Regions from separate parts of the Homo sapiens genome. Here region 1 is linked to region 2. Evidence: chromatin contacts called from ENCODE Hi-C or POLR2A ChIA-PET data. All regions are on one chromosome and are shown on one strand. Each heading gives the region's core, a stretch centred on a gene start or an enhancer-like site at or near the end of the contact. The rest is flanking DNA. Distances are from core to core; before and after follow the strand shown. Region 1 overlaps ASAP2 (ArfGAP with SH3 domain, ankyrin repeat and PH domain 2). Region 2 overlaps ASAP2 (ArfGAP with SH3 domain, ankyrin repeat and PH domain 2).

What was found. A loop is a pair of places that touch in the nucleus more often than their neighbours do. ChIA-PET counts read pairs that join two places held with the same protein, here RNA polymerase II (POLR2A). Pooled maps may share reads with other maps.
Region 1: a loop to region 2 is called in a map of mammary epithelial cell, with 5 times the contacts of the local background. The contact joins two enhancer-like sites. A Hi-C loop is called at or near these places in 7 of 168 maps with a recorded cell type or tissue (Calu3, MCF 10A, PC-9 and 4 more), 1 of 37 single-sample maps with no recorded cell type and 5 of 50 pooled maps. POLR2A ChIA-PET finds 5 or more read pairs at or near these places in 6 of 52 experiments (A549, AG04449, H1 and 3 more).

What each region holds. Positions count from the first base shown.
Region 1 is chr2:9,284,191-9,289,025 of GRCh38, reverse strand. The region is part of intron 2 of ASAP2 (ArfGAP with SH3 domain, ankyrin repeat and PH domain 2); the gene reads right to left. Among named protein-coding and RNA genes, the nearest start is that of ASAP2, 80 kb to the right of the region's middle. RefSeq lists an enhancer at 533-1,732. Within about 2 kb of position 1,830, at least 9 of the 41 ENCODE cell types and tissues checked have a DNase peak (open chromatin) inside an H3K27ac peak, as active enhancers do; they include PC-9, ascending aorta, endothelial cell of umbilical vein and 1 more, where a contact is called at or near this core.
Region 2 is chr2:9,249,212-9,254,514 of GRCh38, reverse strand. The region is part of intron 1 of ASAP2 (ArfGAP with SH3 domain, ankyrin repeat and PH domain 2); the gene reads right to left. Among named protein-coding and RNA genes, the nearest start is that of ASAP2, 45 kb to the right of the region's middle. Within about 2 kb of position 2,719, at least 11 of the 41 ENCODE cell types and tissues checked have a DNase peak (open chromatin) inside an H3K27ac peak, as active enhancers do; they include PC-9, ascending aorta, endothelial cell of umbilical vein and 1 more, where a contact is called at or near this core.

The sequences.
Region 1 (4,835 bases), core at 581-3,080, 35 kb before region 2:
CTCTATGGGGAAAGGAGTACATTTTCTGGGGGCTGGTAACAGAAAAGGCTTCTTGGAGCAGATGACATTTAGAGGAATTTCCTCATTGAAAATGTAGTATGGCATGAGATTAAAACTGAGCTACCAGCTGCTTGACTCACCCTAGACTCTCCTTAACCAGAGAGCTGCTTCCCTCCTAGGGGTGCTCTGAGACCAAATCAGGGAAGGAGAAGGGGGTTGGAGGTGGTGGGAAGGGGGTTTCACTAAAAAACTTGCAGGGCTCTCCTTTAGCCTGGAGACAGGCTACCCCAAGGTGTCTGGGGTTCAAAGCCAAGAGGTGAATTCAACATTTGTTGTATGGGGAGTACAAGCTATTAGAAATTTTACTCCCAATTATATTCACATCCTTTAATGGAGGAAGAGTTCATGTTGGCAAAGCAATCTGACTCGCTACATTACAGAATGTGCATTTTGCCAGGGTAAGCAGCTTTCAGCCCTTCATTTTTGCCACGTCATACCCCATGACCCCACGCTCACCACAGTGATGACTTAAAAACACACGCTGCCCCCACCCAACTCCATGGAGGGCACAGCCCCTGGGAAGCAAGCTGACTCCTGTGGTTTCACGAGATCCTGGAGCCTCACCCTCAGGGACAAGCAGCCCTTGGAAAGTACATGGTCTCTAAAGCCTCAGATAGTAGCTACCATGAACACTGTGGAGATGACATACGTGTAGAAATATCTTTCATCCTTACAACTCTGCAGGATTTTACAGATGAGGAAACAGATGAAGTCATCGTGTTGATTTGGTAGAAGATTTAAGCTCAAGGTCTGAGCTTTTTTGCTTGGTAGGTTGGGTTTGCGGACAGGTTTATGGGGGTATGGGCATCCCAAACAGTGTATGCAAAATTATGTAAAGGTACCTTTTCCTGGAGGGATCATCCAAAACAGCCTTCTTATTTTTACTGATGTCTATGATAACCAAAAGATTAAAGAACCACTGATGAAACTGCAGCCCCATGTCTTACAGATGCATGCGGCCAGCAGGTTGGCCCACAGACTGGCTGACTATAAAAGCCAGCCAAATTAAATAGCAGATACCTCTGAACCAAAGTATGATTCATGCCAACACTTGGACGTTAGTTAAGTCACAGACCTCTGTGTTCCTTCAGAGGTACCCTCCTTCCATGACTAATGCAGTGGTCACTGCGGACAGGATTCCACAAGTCACCATCTAAATTCCAATCATTGTTGTTAGCCAGCAGCGGGGAGAAGGCTGGACTCCAGAGTCTCACAACTGGAAGACATCTCCAGGGCCTTCGAGCCCACGTCCTCACCTCCCTCTATAACTTCCTCAGAGACAGAGGCCGTCCACCCGCTGCAGGAACCTTCCAACCACCAGCTCGCCGCTCAGTCTGCTCACCCAGTTATCCTCTCCCTCATATCTGAGTCAAGGCTTGCTCTTGTGAAAGCCTCCTCTAGAGAGGAACAAATACTATGTCTACCTTCCTCAGCCAGAGAAAGCCCTTCATGTACGCCCTCTCCTGCCCCTTCCGAAACCAGGAGCCCCGCGTCCTTCAGATATCCGTCCTACAAGGAGGTTTCTCCATCCCTAAGGTTTTCAGGTTCTTCTTTAAATGCTGCTCTTACAACTAAATAATGAAACAACAACCTTATTTATAAGCACCAAAGACTTCACTGAGGTCATGTGTGGCTCACCTTTGGGGCATGTGCCACGTACTGGCTCACACTGACCCTGTAATCAACCAAAACCACCTGGAATTTTTCAGAAGGACTACGATGGCTCAGCCAGGTGGCACGTAGGGTGTTCCCCACGTTGCTGCTTGTTTTCTCCACCGTGTGCCCCCAGCAACTTCCCGCCTCAGCACCAGGCAGCATGCCGCAGCAGTCAGAAGCAGAGACGGGACGCTCACCTGGTTTTGAATCTCAGCTCCTCCAACTGTTGGCTAGATGACACTGGCAGATCACTACTCAGTGCCTCTGTGAGCTCATCTGTCAATGGACAGGACCCAACTCACAAGGCTGTAAGGATGGAATTCACATAAAGTTTTTATTTAGCTTTATAATACAAATATTCTAACAAATACCTCATGAGTATTTATTACCACTATGCTTCTACCCTCGTTTGTGAATATCAATAAAAATATTCTTTATCATCATTTATCATCTATTCCTTTTTAATCACACACGGTGTACATAAATTTTGCATCCTGAATTTTATTGCTGAAGATTTCATCACAAGCATTTCTCTTCCTGTTGCTGTATAAACATAATTCCAGCAAGCAGCTAAATCCTAATTCAGCTATATATAGGAGGCATCCAATTTCTCACTTTGATAAGCAGTGCAACAACAAAGTGAACATCTTTGTGCATGGATCTCCTTCCACAAAAAGATTGTTATTTTTCTTGATGTGTACCACCAAACTGCTTTCCAGAAACTCTGCGTGCATGTTTTCAGTGCCACAACAATGGAGCAGAGTACTAGTTACTGTAAGCTTGCCAAACAGTAAAGATTATTCTGATTTTGTTATTTTCTCATGTAACAGGTAGAAATCAGATACAGTATATATATATATATTTTTTTTTTTCCTTTTTTAAAAAAAATCCTTTTCCTTTTTTTCTGTTTTGGAGACAGGGTCTCACTCTGTCACCCAGGATGAAGTGCAGTGGTGCAGTTTCAGCTCACTGCAGCCTCAACCTCCCAGGTTCATGTAATCTTCCTGCCTCACCCTCCCAAACAGCTGGGACTACAGGCATACACCATCATGCCCAGCTAATTTTTGTATTTTTTTGTAGAGGCAGGGTTTCGCCATGTTGCCTAGGCTGGTCTTCAACTCCTGAGCTCAAGCGATCCATCTGCCTCAGCCTCCCAAAGTGCTAGGATTACAGGCGTGAGTCACCGTGCCCAGCCAGTATCTTCTTAATGCACAGTGAAACTTCATTTCCTCAACTATTATATATATTTGTTCTGAACTGCCCTGTTCTAATTGATAATATCTACAATAGAAATAGTTTTCTGTATGAATTTGAAGTGTATTTTAATATCATATTCCAATTAACACTGCAAACAACAGGCAGGAACACACACACAAAGTTGTTGTATTCTCATTTTCTTTTGTATGTGGGAGATGGTAAGGATTTGAGGGAAAATCAGCATTTCTTTGTACTTTCAAGAATGTGATAATTTTCTAGGATATTCTGATTGAGGGTAGGAATATCACTCTCGATAAGAATGTTCTAACAAGTCCTTATGACAGAATAATTCTAGAGAAGTGAAAATGAAAATCTTCTGTTGCTTCCTTCTTGATAGAGATGAATTTTTCCACCCACTGATATGTCAAACAGCTAAAAATGTTAGCTTCAACTTCCTGGGGTGTGGAAGGAACACCTTTGGGCTGAGCCAGAGCTTGGGAAATTTTAGACAAGTAAGAGTTTAAAATAAATAAGCAATCCATCACTGAGTGGCAAACAGTTTCTCATAAATCATTATGACAACTGCTTTTGGAAACCCAAGCTAAGACTCTCCAGAAAATACAGCTGGCTGGGTTGCCATCATTTTGAAGACTGGGAGCAAACATAATGCACTGACTATTGTGGAAGAAGACTACTGTTTTGTATACACGTGGGACATGCAGATACCCTTTTGTCCCAGTTCAGTGTTTGAAGTGGGGATGGGGGGTTCTGAGGTAGGATTCTCAAAGTCCAGTGCCGTCACCTGGGAGCTTTTTCAATTAGCAAATAAAATACTCAGGCTCCAACCCTGACCTGCTGAACCAGAAACTCAATCCCTATTTTAACAAGACCCCGGGGTATTCTGATACTCTCTCCAGTTTATAACCACTGCTCTAATGCAGGGATTCAAAAACTTTTTCCTAGAAAGTCAGAGAGTAAATATTTAAGCAGGGCACTAACCCCATCATGAGGGCCCCACTCTCATGCCCTCATCTAAAGCTAATTACTTCCCAAAGGCCCCATCTCCAGAGACCATCACACTGTGGGTTGCTGAGGCAATACTGAGGTTATTGTGCAGGTAACGATGGTAAGAAACCATTCTTAGCTTTCAGGCTGTGAAAACACAGGTGTCTGGCCACAGTTTTCCAGCCTCCATTGTAAGGCATCTTAAATCTTCCTTCTACATAAATCCATATAAATCCTCAAAGAATAGAATACAGGGCCTGTCGTAACACACACCACTTACATCTAAAATTGTAAGTTCACCCCTCCTACACTAAGAAAGCAGTGTAAGTACATACAGCAGGAACCTGATAATGTATAAACACTCAGTATTTACTGGGCACCTATTACCCGCCCACACCCATGGCAGCCACTGCAAGGAACACACAGGAGGTATGTCACAGCTGTCACACTTACCACGTGTATGTCCAGAACCATGCATGGCACTTTTTCATGTTATCTCACTTAATCTTCACTAGCAATCCTATGACCTATTAAATTCCCATTTTACACATGAGGAAATTGAGGCTCAGAAAGGTAAAATAATCGTCCTAATGTCACAGGCTTTTTGAGTGGCATTGCTAGCTTTTAATCAAGGGTTCTTGGATTCTAATACCTACGTCTTCTTTATCCTAAATGACACCATCTCCCAGAATTGGTCTTTCACCTCAAGGGCTTCTAATTAACTGAGAAAAGATCAACAGATACAAAACTACTAGAGAACAATCAGGAGCAATATTTAAAGTGTTAACAGTGCCTGCATGTTAGGTACCCTTTAATTTGTAGCTGAACAAAACAGTGGAAACTGATTCAACCTCCAAATCCTAAGAATTCAGGAGAGGTGTGGTAGACAGAATAACGTCTCCTCCACCACCAGATGC
Region 2 (5,303 bases), core at 1,470-3,969:
TGGGGGTAGTGGTGCATGCCTGTAATCCCAGCTACTTGGGAGGCTGAGGCAGGAGAATTGCTTGAACCCGGGAGACAGAGGTTGCAATGAGCTGGGATGATGCCACTGCACTCCAGCCTAGGCAACAGAGTAAGACTCTGCCTCCAAAAAAAAAAAAAAAAGTTTAGTTTATAAATTAGGCACATTAATTAGGATTAACAACAATGACTAATAGAATAATTATAACAATATACTATATATATGCATACACACACACGTGTATATATATATATATATATTTTTTTTTTTTTTTTTTTTTTTTTTTTTGAGACAGTCTCCCTCTGTTCCCCAGGCTGGAGTGCAGTGCAGTGGTGCAATCTCTGCTCACTGCAGCCTCTGCCTCCTGGCTTCAAGCAATTCTCCTGCCTCAGCCTCCTGAGTAACTGGGACTACAGGAACGTGCCACCACGCCCGGCTAATTTTTGTATTTTTAGTAGAGACGGGGTTTCACTATATTGGCCAGGCTGGTCTCGAACTCCCAACCTTGTGATCCACCCACCTCGCCCTCCCAAAGTGCTGGGATTACAGACATGAGCCACCGTGCCCGGCCAACAATATACTGTAATAAAAGTTATGTGAATGTGGTCTCTTTCTCAAAATATCTCGTTGTATGTACTATTTTCGGACCTGGGATGACTTCAGGTAACTGAAACCTTGGAGAGTAAAATGCAGCTAAGGGGGAACTTACTCTGTATCCATACAACAGAACATTATTCAGCAATGCAAAGGAGTGGTCTAAAGATACATGTAACATTGTAATCTCCAGGGCACTAGGTCAAGCAAAAGCAATCATACACAAAAGGTTACATACCCTATCATTCCATTTATACGGAATTCTAAGAAAGGCAAAATTGTAAGGACAGAAAGCAGCGCAGAGATGACAGGAGGCAGGAATGGGGGAACCAACTGAAGAGGGGAGTTCTGCGTGACGGCACTCTGCTACGTTACATCTGTAGGGTGCTTAGACGATTTCACAAAACCCACTAAACTGCACATTTAAAACGTGAATTTTGGCCGGGCACAGTGGTTCATGCCTGTAATCCTAGCACTTTGGGAAGCCAACGCGGGCGGATCACCTGAGGTCAGGAGTTGGAGACCAGCCTGGCCAACATGGTGAATCTCTGTCTCTACTAAAAATACAAAAATTAGCCAGGTGTGGTGGCGGGCACCTGTAATCCCAGCTACTCAGGAGGCTGACGCACGAGAATCGCTTGAACCCAGGAAGCAGAGGTTGCAGTGAGCCAATATCGCGCCATTGCACTCCAGCCTGGGTGACAAGAGTGAAACTGTTTAAAAAAACAGAAACAAAAACAAAAACTGGTGAATTTTATTGTTTGCAGAGTAGACCTCAATTCAGCTGACTTTAAAAACTTTTTAAAAAACAACAAAAAACGACTTTCGTTTCTTTGTTGCCTCGGGATTGGCTTGGGCTTAGGGATGCACGGGCAGCTTTTGAGGGCTGCAGTGAACAACTAAATAGTCAAGATGCTTGGTGTAGGACCAGTGATTGGGCCCACGCACTATCTGCTTGTGTTCCTAAATTCTTTTTTTTTTTTTTTTTGAGACGGAGTCTCGCTTTGTCGCGAGGCTGGAGTGCAGTGGCGCGATCTCGGCTCACTGCAAGCTCCGCCTCCTGGGTTCATGCCATTCTCCTGCCTCAGCCTCCCGAGTAGCTGGGATTACAGGCGCCCGCCACCACGCCTGGCTAATTTTTTTGTATTTTTAGTAGAGACAGGGTTTCACCGTGTTAGCCAGGATGGTCTCGATCTCCTGACCTCGTGATCTGCCCGCCTCAACCTCCCTAAGTGCTGGGATTACAGGCGTGAGCCACTGCACCCGGCCGTGTTCCTAAATTCTTTAACTGTCTTCCGAAGGCTTTTTTTGGGGGGCGGGGGTGTTAGGGGAATAGGGTCTCACTTTGTCGCCCAGGCTGGAATGCAGTGGTGTGATCTCAGCACACTGCAACCTCCACCTCCTGGGTTTAAGCGATTCTCCTGCCGTAGCCTCCTGAGTAGCTGGGCGTGTGCCACCATGCCCAGCTAATTTTCTGTATTTTTAGTAAAGATGGGGTTTTGCTATGTTGCCCAGCCTGGTCTTGAACTCCTGGCCAAAAGTGATCCACCCATCTCGACCTCTCAAAGTGCTGGGATTACAGGCAAGAGCCACTGCGCACAGCCCCAAAGGCCTTATTTAAAATGACTCTTCCTACAGTCCCTGGTTCATCAATTACTCTCAGTTGTCATCTGCTCTTTGACCTTCAAGGCTGAGTGGCCTCACTCCAATGCAGTCCTAGCAGCTGGTGTCAGGCACGCCTGCCCTCCCTGGCCTGAGTGACCTCTCTCCAAGGCACCTCACAGTGTGTGTTAACGGCTTTTGTGACACGAAGGCTCTCCTTCCAGCATTTCCCAGAGGGAAGGTTTTGTACAGGCTAACACTCTAACACCTACTGGCCAGTACTTCCCAAGTACATCTGATTTATTTCAAATAACTGATGAACTAAATTCAATGAGCTACAGATGATAATTAAAAAAAAAAAATTAAGGAAAGAAAAAAAAAAGCAATGTGGGCACAGGCTTCTCATTCCTAAAGCTCCCTGTCAGTGGCCTCAGGCCCATCTCTGCTCCATCCATCACTGCCAGAAAACTCACATTCAGTCTTCCTTCCTGGCAGCTGTTCCTCACCCTCAGCCACAGCCACCTTCCCCTTGCGTCATTCCTGAAGGCATTCCATTTGCCACGCTGATGTCCTCCAGCCACTCCACTTCCTCATCACAAAACCGAAGGTCCCCAGGAAAGACCCCATGAATTCAACAAGGTGCGCCCCCCAGCTGCTCCCTTCCCCTTCTCCCAAGGGTCACTGAGTCCCCAACTCACCAGCTGGGATGGAGGGAAAAGGAAAGTCAGATGAGGTAATGCGTTTTAGTAAAGTGTAAAATGCACGTTATCTTTACTTATTAAGCATACAAAACCCACCCGACGGACATCAGGGATTAGCTGTTCTGCTTCGAGCTTCTCAATTTCTCCACATGCTTTGCGCCCAGACCCACTGAGCAGCCAGACTCAACCAGATTCCCCAGGTCTGGGCCCCCACAGGGAGGGCAGGTCCCCTAAGGCTGTTACACGTGAGTACCAAGCAGATGGAGCCCAGAAGATGGGAAGGAGTGGGACGAAGTCAAATGCCAGCCCCACCCTCACAACCTCAGTCCCCTTCTCTGTAAGACAAGTGACTAGAGGGAAAGCCACAGGGCCCACCTCTACTTGCGGACTAAACTCCTGATGTGACAACGCTCTGGCCACGTTCCTCCTTTCAAAATCTCCTTCGCGATCTGTTTACCAGCCCTCCACGCTCCACTCCCGTCCACTTATTCCCTGAAGAACCTGTGGGTTTCCACACCTCAGTGTGTTTTCTCACCTCTAATCTGTCTCCAATTCAAACTCTACAGACCTTTCAAGATCCACCCAAATGCCACCTCCTTGGTGAGCCTGCCCACTCCGGGTTCCCATCTTATCTCTGTAAGAAATTGACTTTCACCACGCCTCGTTTCATAGTTCACTGTTTTAAGTTCCCCGGGAGCAAGCCCCGAGTCTTGTCTATTTCTGTATTTCCACCATGGTGGGCTCAGCACTTTGCTCACAGATGGCCCATGGTGGCCTGTGCTGAATCACATCCCTAGGACCCCGCAGGTATAGCTTAATTCCACAAGGCAGATTAACAGGAAGACTGCAACATCTCAGGGGCTGAGACACCTCCGCTCCACCCTGGCTCTGATTCAGAGCTCCTGAGCTCCACAGCCTACTCCTGTTCCTCTCTGGGTGCTCACTGCTTTCTGCTTCCAACCTTGTCCGATAGTTACTTGTGGCCTCGGCTTAAATGAAAGAGCACACCACACTGCATTTGCCCTGGGGGCCGTGCAATGTGCCCTGTATCCTTTTGTACCCTCTGTGGAATGGGAAAACACTTTTACACCTCCCAAGGCTTAAGTGATTAAAGATCTGGGGTCCCAATTCCCACCCAAGGGCCACATGTCTGGCATCCTGCATCCCCACTCCCATCTTTAAAGTCATGCATGGCACCTGGGGCACCGCGAGAACTCCAGGAGCCCTAGGGACAGCTGTGTATTCACATGTCGTGTTCTTTCCCCTCTTTCCCTGGTGCCTAGGCAGGAAGTCTGTGGTTAAATACCATTTGCTGAATTATTAGTAATAATTACCATGTGTGTAACATTCCTTACAGTTTGTGGAGTTTTATCCAACAAATGTTACATGACCACTTTGTGTCAGGCAGCGTGTTAAATGCTAAAAATGATCCTGGCAGTTTCTGCCCCCAAGGAGATCATGGGTATTATTTTAGCTTTATGAAACCCTACAAAGCAATTGAGGTAGGTATTATTTTCCTCATGTTACAGATGATAAAACTGAAACTCAAGTGAGTAAGTAAATATTCCAAGTAAGAAAATGGAAAGAAGGGAAGAGTTGTATACCCAGATTTGACCCCAAGCCCTGCCTTCCTTCCACATGGCATGTAGCCTTTTGATGGGCAGGAGACGGTGGCCCAATGTTCCTACATACTTCTCACAGATCCTGAGCAGGACCAGCCCAAAACAAAAATCTGGAAGCCTAGCAGAGTGTTTTCAGGGTAGCCTCTCTCTAATCATGCCCCTCGGTCATCCTCTGCAGTATCCCCACACGGCCCTGCCCTCCTCTGGGGGTGGCAGTGCATGCAGCTCCCCCGCCAGCCCGGGCATGCCTGCCTGCAGCTCCAGGAGACCCGTGCCAGCAATCTCAGCCCAGCGCCCAGTCTCACTCAGGCTGTGAACTTTCTGTCCACACGACAGTGTGGGTGCTCCACCCTGCTAAGTCATGGCTATGCAGTCTATGTGATGGGTCAGCCTGGCATTTCCTTCCCAGGAATTATTCACAGGACATCAGCAATTCCTCCTACAGGGCAATCTTTGCAAGCTCCTAGGGGTTGTCTGGAGCAGGCATGGCGTCATGAGAGTCCCTCAAATTACTCCCCATCAGAGCAAAGAACAAGCCCAAGTGAGGGGCTCAAGTTCATCAGAATGAAACCCATTAGACACTACAATCATCAGAGAAATGAACATATATGGGGAAGGCATTGCTGTCCTCTCTAGAGACGTGAGGGCAGAATGGGGCAGACAGACAGGCCACGGGCAGGCTGAGCCACAGACAAAGTTCACTCCAAGTTCACTCCACATTCAAGGTGGAGTTTGAGGCTAAAGCTCGCAGCAGGAAGAACAAGAC